Linked DNA regions of Homo sapiens: region 2 is linked to region 1. A link is a contact called in ENCODE Hi-C or POLR2A ChIA-PET data. All regions are on one chromosome and are shown on one strand. Each heading gives the region's core, a stretch centred on a gene start or an enhancer-like site at or near the end of the contact. The rest is flanking DNA. Distances are from core to core; before and after follow the strand shown. Region 1 has its middle 8.7 kb from the start of LINC02097. Region 2 holds the start of SOX9-AS1 (SOX9 antisense RNA 1).

What was found. Hi-C counts contacts between places; a loop is a spot of excess contacts on that map. ChIA-PET counts read pairs that join two places held with the same protein, here RNA polymerase II (POLR2A). Pooled maps may share reads with other maps.
Region 2: a loop to region 1 is called in a map of GM12878, with 2.4 times the contacts of the local background. The contact joins the promoter of SOX9-AS1 here to the enhancer-like site in region 1. A Hi-C loop is called at or near these places in 3 of 168 maps with a recorded cell type or tissue (GM12878, breast epithelium and mammary epithelial cell), 2 of 37 single-sample maps with no recorded cell type and 2 of 50 pooled maps. POLR2A ChIA-PET finds 5 or more read pairs at or near these places in 4 of 52 experiments (GM10248, HCT116, OCI-LY7 and 1 more).

What each region holds. Positions count from the first base shown.
Region 1 is chr17:72,061,549-72,065,672 of GRCh38, forward strand. No RefSeq gene overlaps it. Among named protein-coding and RNA genes, the nearest start is that of LINC02097, 8.7 kb to the right of the region's middle. Within about 2 kb of position 2,428, at least 2 of the 41 ENCODE cell types and tissues checked have a DNase peak (open chromatin) inside an H3K27ac peak, as active enhancers do; they include breast epithelium, where a contact is called at or near this core.
Region 2 is chr17:72,114,164-72,118,287 of GRCh38, forward strand. It overlaps SOX9-AS1 (SOX9 antisense RNA 1), which reads right to left and starts at 1,853. Exons shown (of 7, transcript NR_103738.1): 1 at 1,691-1,853; 2 at 43-237. RefSeq lists an enhancer at 3,533-4,124.

The sequences.
Region 1 (4,124 bases), core at 1,178-3,677:
TGAGGTGGGAGAATTGCTTGAACCTGGGAAGCGGAGGTTGCAGTGATCTGAGACCATGCCATTGCACTCCAGCCTGGGTAACAGAGTGAGGCCCCATTTCAAAAAAGTTACCATCACACTACTGTCCAATAGCGTACCTATATGTAAGGAAAGGGGGTAATTTGAATAATTTATAGGATGATAATTAAATAGAGGTATAGGAGTATGTGCATATGTGCATGCACGTATATGTCTAATCCATCATTTAACTTGGGGTTAGAGGCAGATCACAAAACACAGAAACAAGGCTATTGGTAGAAAAATGAAGCAACATGAGCTATTTCTACCTGCTCTACAAGTTTCATCAGGGTCACCAAGAACAAGACTCATCAAAGGACAGGCAAGAAACAACACACACAAAAAACAGAAAGACAAATACTGTGTGTTCTCACTTATAAATGGAAGGTAATAATGTGTACACATGGACATGAAATACAGAATGATAGACATTGGACATTTGGCAGGGTAGGGGAGTGGAAGGGGGGGGTGAAGGATGAGAAATTGTGTAATAGGTTCAATGTATATTATTAGGTGATGGCTACACTGAAAGCTCAAACTTCACCACTACTCAATATGTCCATGTAACAAAATTGCACTTGCTTCCCTTAAATTTATACAAATAAAAAAATTTAATGAAAAAGAAAACAGACAAAGGAGGCAAGAGTACACTCTTAAATTTTTCACACATCTGCGTAGTGTTTTATAGTTTCCAAAAGGACTTTTCTACAAACCATATTGTGTGAGCCTCGTGACGTTCTTGTAGGAAAAACGAACCAGAGCATAGTACCACTTTGCAGATGAGCATATTAAGGCTCAAAAGGCTTATATAGTTTGCCCAAAGTCACACAATGGAGAATGGCTGAGATAAGAACAGAACCCAGGTCTTCTGATTCTCATGAGAAAGTCAAAATACTTTTTGGAACAGCTGTTCTGGCAAGTTCTATCCCTCTTAGACCTCAGTTTAAGCAAGGAGGCAGTCCAGTGGGGAGAGAGAGCCTATCTGAAAGCCATGTTGTCAATCCCAACCAAGCTTACTGGCTGTACCTCCTTGGGTAAAGGGCATTTAATATCAGAGCCCAGGGTTTGAACTGTGTGCCCACTTCAGCCACTGCATCCCTGGCCAGAGTAATCAAATTCAATAGACTAATAACTATGGCAGAGTCAAGGTCCTACAGCATCATTGATTAGAGTGCTGGTTTTCATACTTTTTTTCAGAATAGCAAAACTCTATGTTTTCCAGCAAAATTCTATTTGAAACAGTAAAATACAACTCACAGAAAATGAAAAGTTTCTGTAGTTGAATGGGAATGGTGGGATGACAGTGGTTGGTTACTCCTGTTGGCTTCTCATGGGGACCCTTAAGCACCCCCAAAGAACCATCATCTCCTTGGGGCCCTTTAAAAAAAACCTCACCTTAGCATTTAATGCTATTGAGGGGAGTATGTGTGTTTGTGTTGTAAGACTATGTATGCCTGTGTATGTGTGTACGTGTGTGTGTGTATTGAGGGGGCAGAGGATTCTACGTTCTATATTAATATGGTTCTCCTCCTAAAGCCTGGAGAAGATATCTTAGAATATCCTGCCACTGGTTATAAGAGAGCAAAGAGAACAAGTCGGAGCCCTTTGGGAGAACTGGGTGAAAAAAATATACAGCTCCAAGCATACACCCTACCACAGCAAAGCAACTGGTGAATCTGCATCCATAATAATGGTTAACAGTACTGCTGGTTAAGAGGCAGGCACTGCTCTGAGCACTTCAAGTGTCTTAGGGTTTTAAATGTTCTACCATATCCCTTTGAGACAGCTGCTGTCATCATCATGACTGTGACTGAAAAATCGATGCATAAAGAGGTTAGGTAACATTCTCAAGCTTTTACTGCTTGTAAGTGGTGAAGCTGGGCACAGATCCATGGAGGCTCAGGGTCAGACGCATACCCTGTGATATCTCCAGATGGGGAAGGCAGCAGCCAATCCCACCTCTGAGGGAGCCTCTACCCAATCCCAGTCCTGGTTCTGAGCGTGTCCTGGGATGGAAGTTGCAATCCCCTTGGGGGTCTCCAGTTTACTGTGGATGGGGGTTATGAACCCATGACTTGCTGACTTCTGGCCAGGACCTGGCATTTGCATTTTTCACTGAGCCCCACAAATGATGTGGGCCTGGCCCTGGTTGAAATACAAACCCAGACACCTCAAGTCCAGAGATGGAGCTACCAATCAAAGTGCAAGACACCTTGCTCTTCAATCCCTAAGAGCCAGCACCTTTTTATTATGCCTTCAGCTGTTCAAAGAGCTCCTTACTCCAGCATTGGTGGACTCCTCCTTCAAAGCTCACATGACAAGAAGAGGAAATGTGTGTGACTGGTCACCAGAAGGCCCCAGGGTTTGTCATGCGCTCATCCCACAGGAAGAGGGATTTTCCATTCCCTCCAGGTGTCTTATGCTCACCTTGTATTTTCTTCAGGTTCTCTTAATCATTATTCTAAGAGCACTAATTAGGGTAAAATTTCCCCCAAAGGATAAAGGGCCAGGTTCCCCAGACTTATGAAATAGCCTATAATGTTGGAGATTACTCCAGTGAAAGAAAAAGCCTAGGCAAAGAGCCAGTATCAGTTCCTTAAGGAATCCCTTTTCCTGAGAGTCCCAACTTCCTAGAATCCTGAGACATGTTCCAATGTTTTCTTGGGATGACTAACGTATAACTCCCCAAAGGGTAGGAGCTCTGCTTAACTCACAAGTTACTGGCACAGGACCATGCCTTGCAAATGACAGATACTTTGTAAGTATTTAGGGCATTGGCGTTTTTGTGGGAGGGGGGCTTCGTGGATATTTTGTAGGTTTGTTTTTTTGTTTTTAGAGATGGGATCTTTTTCACCCAGGCTGGAGTGCAGTAATGGGATCTTAACTCACTGCAGCCTTGAATTCCTGGGCCTAAGGGATCCTCCCACCTCAGCCTCCTGAGTACCTGGGACTACAGACACGTGTCAGTACACCTGGGCACTGGCGTTTTTGAATGGACCTAATTCATACACTGATATTGGACTTATTAACTCTGTCACTGGCACCTGTATCATCTTTAGGTCTAGATTTTTAGAGTTAAGATTGAGGAGGAAAATCTGCATCCTTTCTCTGGTCTGTTTCTTCCCTTTTTATCAGTCTCTGCAATAACCAATAGCAAACAAGCCAGGGCCCCTTGGCTCTTTAACAAGGCCAAACAGGTGTGAGAGATTAGCTCCCTGGATGGAGCCTCTGTCCAACAAAACAATGTCAAATTCCCCCCTAATAAAGTCCAGAGCTGTAAGCAATTCCCCCTTGTTATTAAGCAGGAAAGAAAATACAGCCGGCTCCTTCCCAATTAGCTTGGAGGACCCTCCAATGAGCTGAATTTAAACCAGAGAACTGCCATGATCTGGCTTCCACCATAAATAGGGCCTGCCTTCTCCCAAGAATGAAAACTCACTGGCCCAAGCTCCCAGCCTTCTTGGCACGATGGGGCAGACAGCCCCCAACCCCCCACCCCAATATCCATGGGCTGTCTCTGCCTCTGATTCAAACCATCTTTACAACTCCCTGCCAAATCCCTTACTTTGATTTTCCATATGGAGGCTTGGTCTCATTTGCCAGGTTGGTGTTTATAAGGATGGGTTTTTTGACAGTTTCGCTGTCGGTGAAACAGAGGATGGGACCCCACCCCTTGAACATGAATCACTTTCTTGTCATCCAAAAAAGAGTGAAAGATCAACATTCTGAAGCAATAACAACAACAAAATAGAAACCCCAGAGGTATCTAGCAATGGGAACGTCTCGTCTTTCCTTCCCTCCCCGCATCCTCCACCTCAAACTAATAGGCCATGGAGTGGAAAATAGACTCCAAGGTGCTTCAAAAAATGGCCCATCACTCTGTTACCTCATGTTTACACATGGGGTACATAAACGCAGACTGTAAAAGTCACCTGATGGTTTCCCCCACGCCATCTTAGACAGTGGTCAGAGGGAATCTCTTTCAATCTTGAACATCTTACCTGAATAGGGAATGTTTAAACATTCTTCATCTCAGTAAATATTATGATGGCCAGGCTATGCCCTAA
Region 2 (4,124 bases), core at 603-3,102, 52 kb after region 1:
GAGTCTGCCACCAAGCCAGGAGCTTGGGGTGCCACTCCTTACCTGCGCTTTACCTGCCTCCAAAGCACCTTGATGGAGCCGCAAGGATGGGAGGCAGCTTTCTGTGACCTGTGAGTCGTCTCAGGGAAATAGAAGGGGAATCCATGAAAGAGGCAGCAAGAGTCTCAGAACATTATGAGCCCAGAGGACAGAGCAGAGTTCACGTGGACAGAGGCTGGATTCTGCGGGAAACCAGACCTGGAGACAACAGCAGAGATGAAATCTTGTCTCCTTCAGAAGTTTAGGCACATTGTCAGCCCTCAGGCAATATTCACTGAATTGATTTATTCAAAAATCAGAATGATTTGACGTTGGGCTAAATGGGAGAGACATGACAAGTGACAGGGAAAGACAGGATGGAAAGGACATGGTGTCTCCACCACGTTGTACTTCCTCTACCCAGAACTCTACTCTGTCATCTGGAGTCCTAGAAAGATTTAGATGTAGCCACCCCATTCCCCCCATCCCTGCCCAGCCTCGTGTTCGTCCATACTTTGCAAATTTGCAAGCACCCGCAACAGCCTGCTTTGCCGCCCATGATACAGCATATATTTAATATAGTTGGGGTTCAAACTAATGCTCTACTGGGAGCTCCCTAGGAAAACTCTAGAGCCAGGTCCCTGGGGAGAAGTGGACCCTGGAGGCGTGGGGATGGGGTGAACGCCTGGGTGGAATATCTGAGCAAACCTACTCTGCCTTTCTGTCCAATCATACGGTAGAAAGCATACCTTCCAGGTACAGTATCAACCCCTCCGTCAGGGTTAGACACCACCTTTTCTCCTGGCTGCTGAGGAAAACATCTCAACCTATGAGATGTCTCCACTGCTCCAAGAAAATGAGTATTTAGGGGAAAGATTAAATGCCCATATACTTGAATCTATAGTGACCCTACCCCTAAATTATACTAGTAACTGTTTATCTGTCTCTGCTTTGCCTGTGGATATTAAGGCAGATGAGACAAAAAGTCTTCTTTTGCCAACCAAAGCTAACAGTTTGCGAGCTTTAGGGGGACCCCAAAGGGGACCAGTTTCTGTAATACAGTTGATGCCTTCTGTCTGTGTTCTGTCAGGATTCCCTCACATTTTAGCCAACCTGGAAACTAGGGAAGAAAAAGTAACAGGTTCCAGTCCTAGAACTCTGTGGAAGAAATCAACCTGCCCTTTCTCGTGGGGGTAAACACATGTGATCCAAAAGATAGTGACAGGAACACTGTTATATTTTCCGGGTCTTAATGATTTGGAAGGGGAATACTGTCCCCTCTCCTAGGCCAGTCCAAATTTCACAACCCATCCGGAAAACAAAAGGCTGAAGACAGAAAAAGAAGACATTTACTATTCCACTTCTTCCTTTTACATCAGTGAGAGAAAGGGCCTTGGGAGAAAGATGGCACAGAGAGAAACAAAAGAAAGAAAGAAAGAAAACCAAAAATCTCTGCTTTCTCAAAAATCCCTGGTCTGCCTATCTAGGCTGGGAGAGACCCCGAGGGCAGCCTGTCTCTCCTGCAGCCTTTGCAGTCAGCGACAGGCATCATGAAATTAATTTGAAATAAACAATGACAAAGCAGGAAGCTCAACGGGTCCCTGAGTTGCTTTGGGCCCCCACTCCTCCCCGAAGCCCCTGGGCTGTTTAACAAAGCCGTGGGTCCGCCTACCCCAAGCACTTTTTGTGACGTCACAGCTCCGAGGACCATCCGGGGGCTTTACTCTCGCGGAAGCCCAAAAGTTGGGGTTTGACCTCATGACCTTGGCCTTCCCGGGGGGCGGGAGGCCCTCGGGACAGGACGCGCTGTCCCCGGAGTCCGGAGCTCAGGCCAGTGGCAGTCGACCCAGCCCCCGAGACTCCCTCACGCCGCTCCAAAACCAAAACGGAGCCCAACACGAAGCTGGGTGAAGCCGTAGCTTGCAGGAGCCAGGGAGATGCGCTCTGCCCGGGACTTCCCGGGTCCTGTTGAGACGGAAAGGATCGCAGGGAAGACAGGATAATTGGTCTTTAACTCTGACCGTTACCTTCGAAATTGCACCTTACAAGCATGTCCTCTATTTCCGTGGCTTGATGGGGACACTTTCTCTGATTAAGATCCGGAATAATCACCCACCCAATGGGATCTCTTAGAGGGAAGCGCTGGTTAGAATCCCTCCAGGCTGAGATGCAATCATCGCCATTGAGCCTGCCCTCCCCTAGGGAAACCCCACAAAACCATCCTGAGAATCTCAGCCCTCTTTGGTCGGTACCTGAGACTGCATAGACCTAAACTGAAAGGTGATCGAAGGGGAGGAGCAGTTGCTCGTGCGGAGGAAGCTCTTGGGGCCGAAGTGGCCCCGGCCGAGTATGTCGCAAAGGAGGCACCACTGCGTTGAGCGCTTACTGTATCTTTACTTTTAAATCACCAAGGCAAAATCACCTTCAGCTAAAAATGCCTGAAAGACTTTTTAAAATAGTGGGAGTGGGCGTTAGGGGGAAGAGATGGCCTAGGAAATTTTCCGCAGGGCGTTCTAGGGATGAGTTGAGGGAAGCCGCATGACGCGCGGCTCCCCGGTGCCACAGCTAAGGACAGATATTTTCGCAAAACCCAGAATGAAAAAAGAGCACGCTCCCTTTGGGAGCGCTGTCCCTTTGGGACTGGGGCCTTCCACTCCCACCCCTCCTTTTTCCCTGATCGGCTCCGCAGCTCCACGACAAGCCAGCTGGTCTGGTCTCTGACTTGGGCTCCGGTCCGTACCCCCGGGGCGCCCTGCTGTGTTACAGCCGCCCGACGCCCCCAGACCCGGCCAGGTCACCAGGGCAGATTGGAGGTTCGCGCCCCCTCACCCGACACCTCCCGTCCACCTCATCTTTCTTTTTTTCGAAAACAGGAAAGGGAAGAAAACTGAAACGGGCCTCTTGGTCTGCAGTTTTAGCGGAGTCGGGATTCCACAGCCCTGAGTGGCACATGCCGGTCAACTTCCCAAAGTCGGGCTCCCGTGTGGGGAGAAATACACACGCAGGAATGCACAAGCATCGCGTGTTCGCAACTGTCGCTGGGAGGTCTGGCGGCTGTGATGGGACATGCACTCACTCGGGCAACACGTCCACAGGTGACATCTATTCGATCAGTCAACAGATATTTATTGCGCACCTACGACGCTATCTGGTACTTTCCTTTTCCCCTTAGCTGTTGCTGTCCAGCCCAGCGCCAGTCCAGAGACGGGCTTACCGGCCGCTCCCTTCCACAAGAAACTCGTGTCCGGCGTGAAGAGCGGACGATAAACACTCTCCAAGCCCAGCGAAATGTACTAATTACAGGAGCGGCTGGGAGCCCGCGACACGGGGACCTGTCCCTCCAGGGATAGGAGTCTTCTACCTGCAAGGGACCCGGCCTGGGGAACTGGAATAGACAAGGGGTAACCCCTTCTCCCATCACCTCTAATGAGAACATTGTCCGGGGCTGAGATATTTGGGGGACGCCGCTGCTCACCCCACCAAACTTTCCCTAGGGACAGAAAAGCGTCCCTACCGAAAACGGATTTAAACACCGTCCCCACTTTTGCTAAGGAAGTTTGGATAGGGAGGTTGTGGTCCTTAATTCGCCAGGTAAAAGGAACCCCATCAGCTCGCATCCCTCACCCCCATCCTGAGCACTGAGTGTTTGCGAGAAACTCGCCCTGCGCCAGCAACTCTGGGCTCCGGTCTCAGCTCCCGCGTAGACGCGGAGGAGAGATTGGCGGCCCCCGCTGGGGAAATTGAGCCCGGCGCCGGTCCGGGACGTGCAAGAGGGGGAAAGGGGGAGATCCCAGACCTCGGTTTCCCGAGGGCTTCCCTGGGGAGCCACTCGCACCTCTGTGTCTCCGCTCCCGGCGGCAGACCTCGCGGCGCTTGCTCAAGAGCGGGTATCCGAAAGCACGTCCCGAACACGGAGAAGCGCCCTCCGTCTCCTGCCTCGTGACCTGCGCCCTTTCCCTCCCTCACCGCATCAGATGGAGGACCCTGGCTCCTTTCGCCCCTGGCAAAATGCTCTAGCCAACACTGGGTCAACAGCCTTAGTTTCCAGATCTGTAACCTGAACATCAGGAGCGGGTTCCTTTCCTTCTACCTGTGTCTGAGGTCCT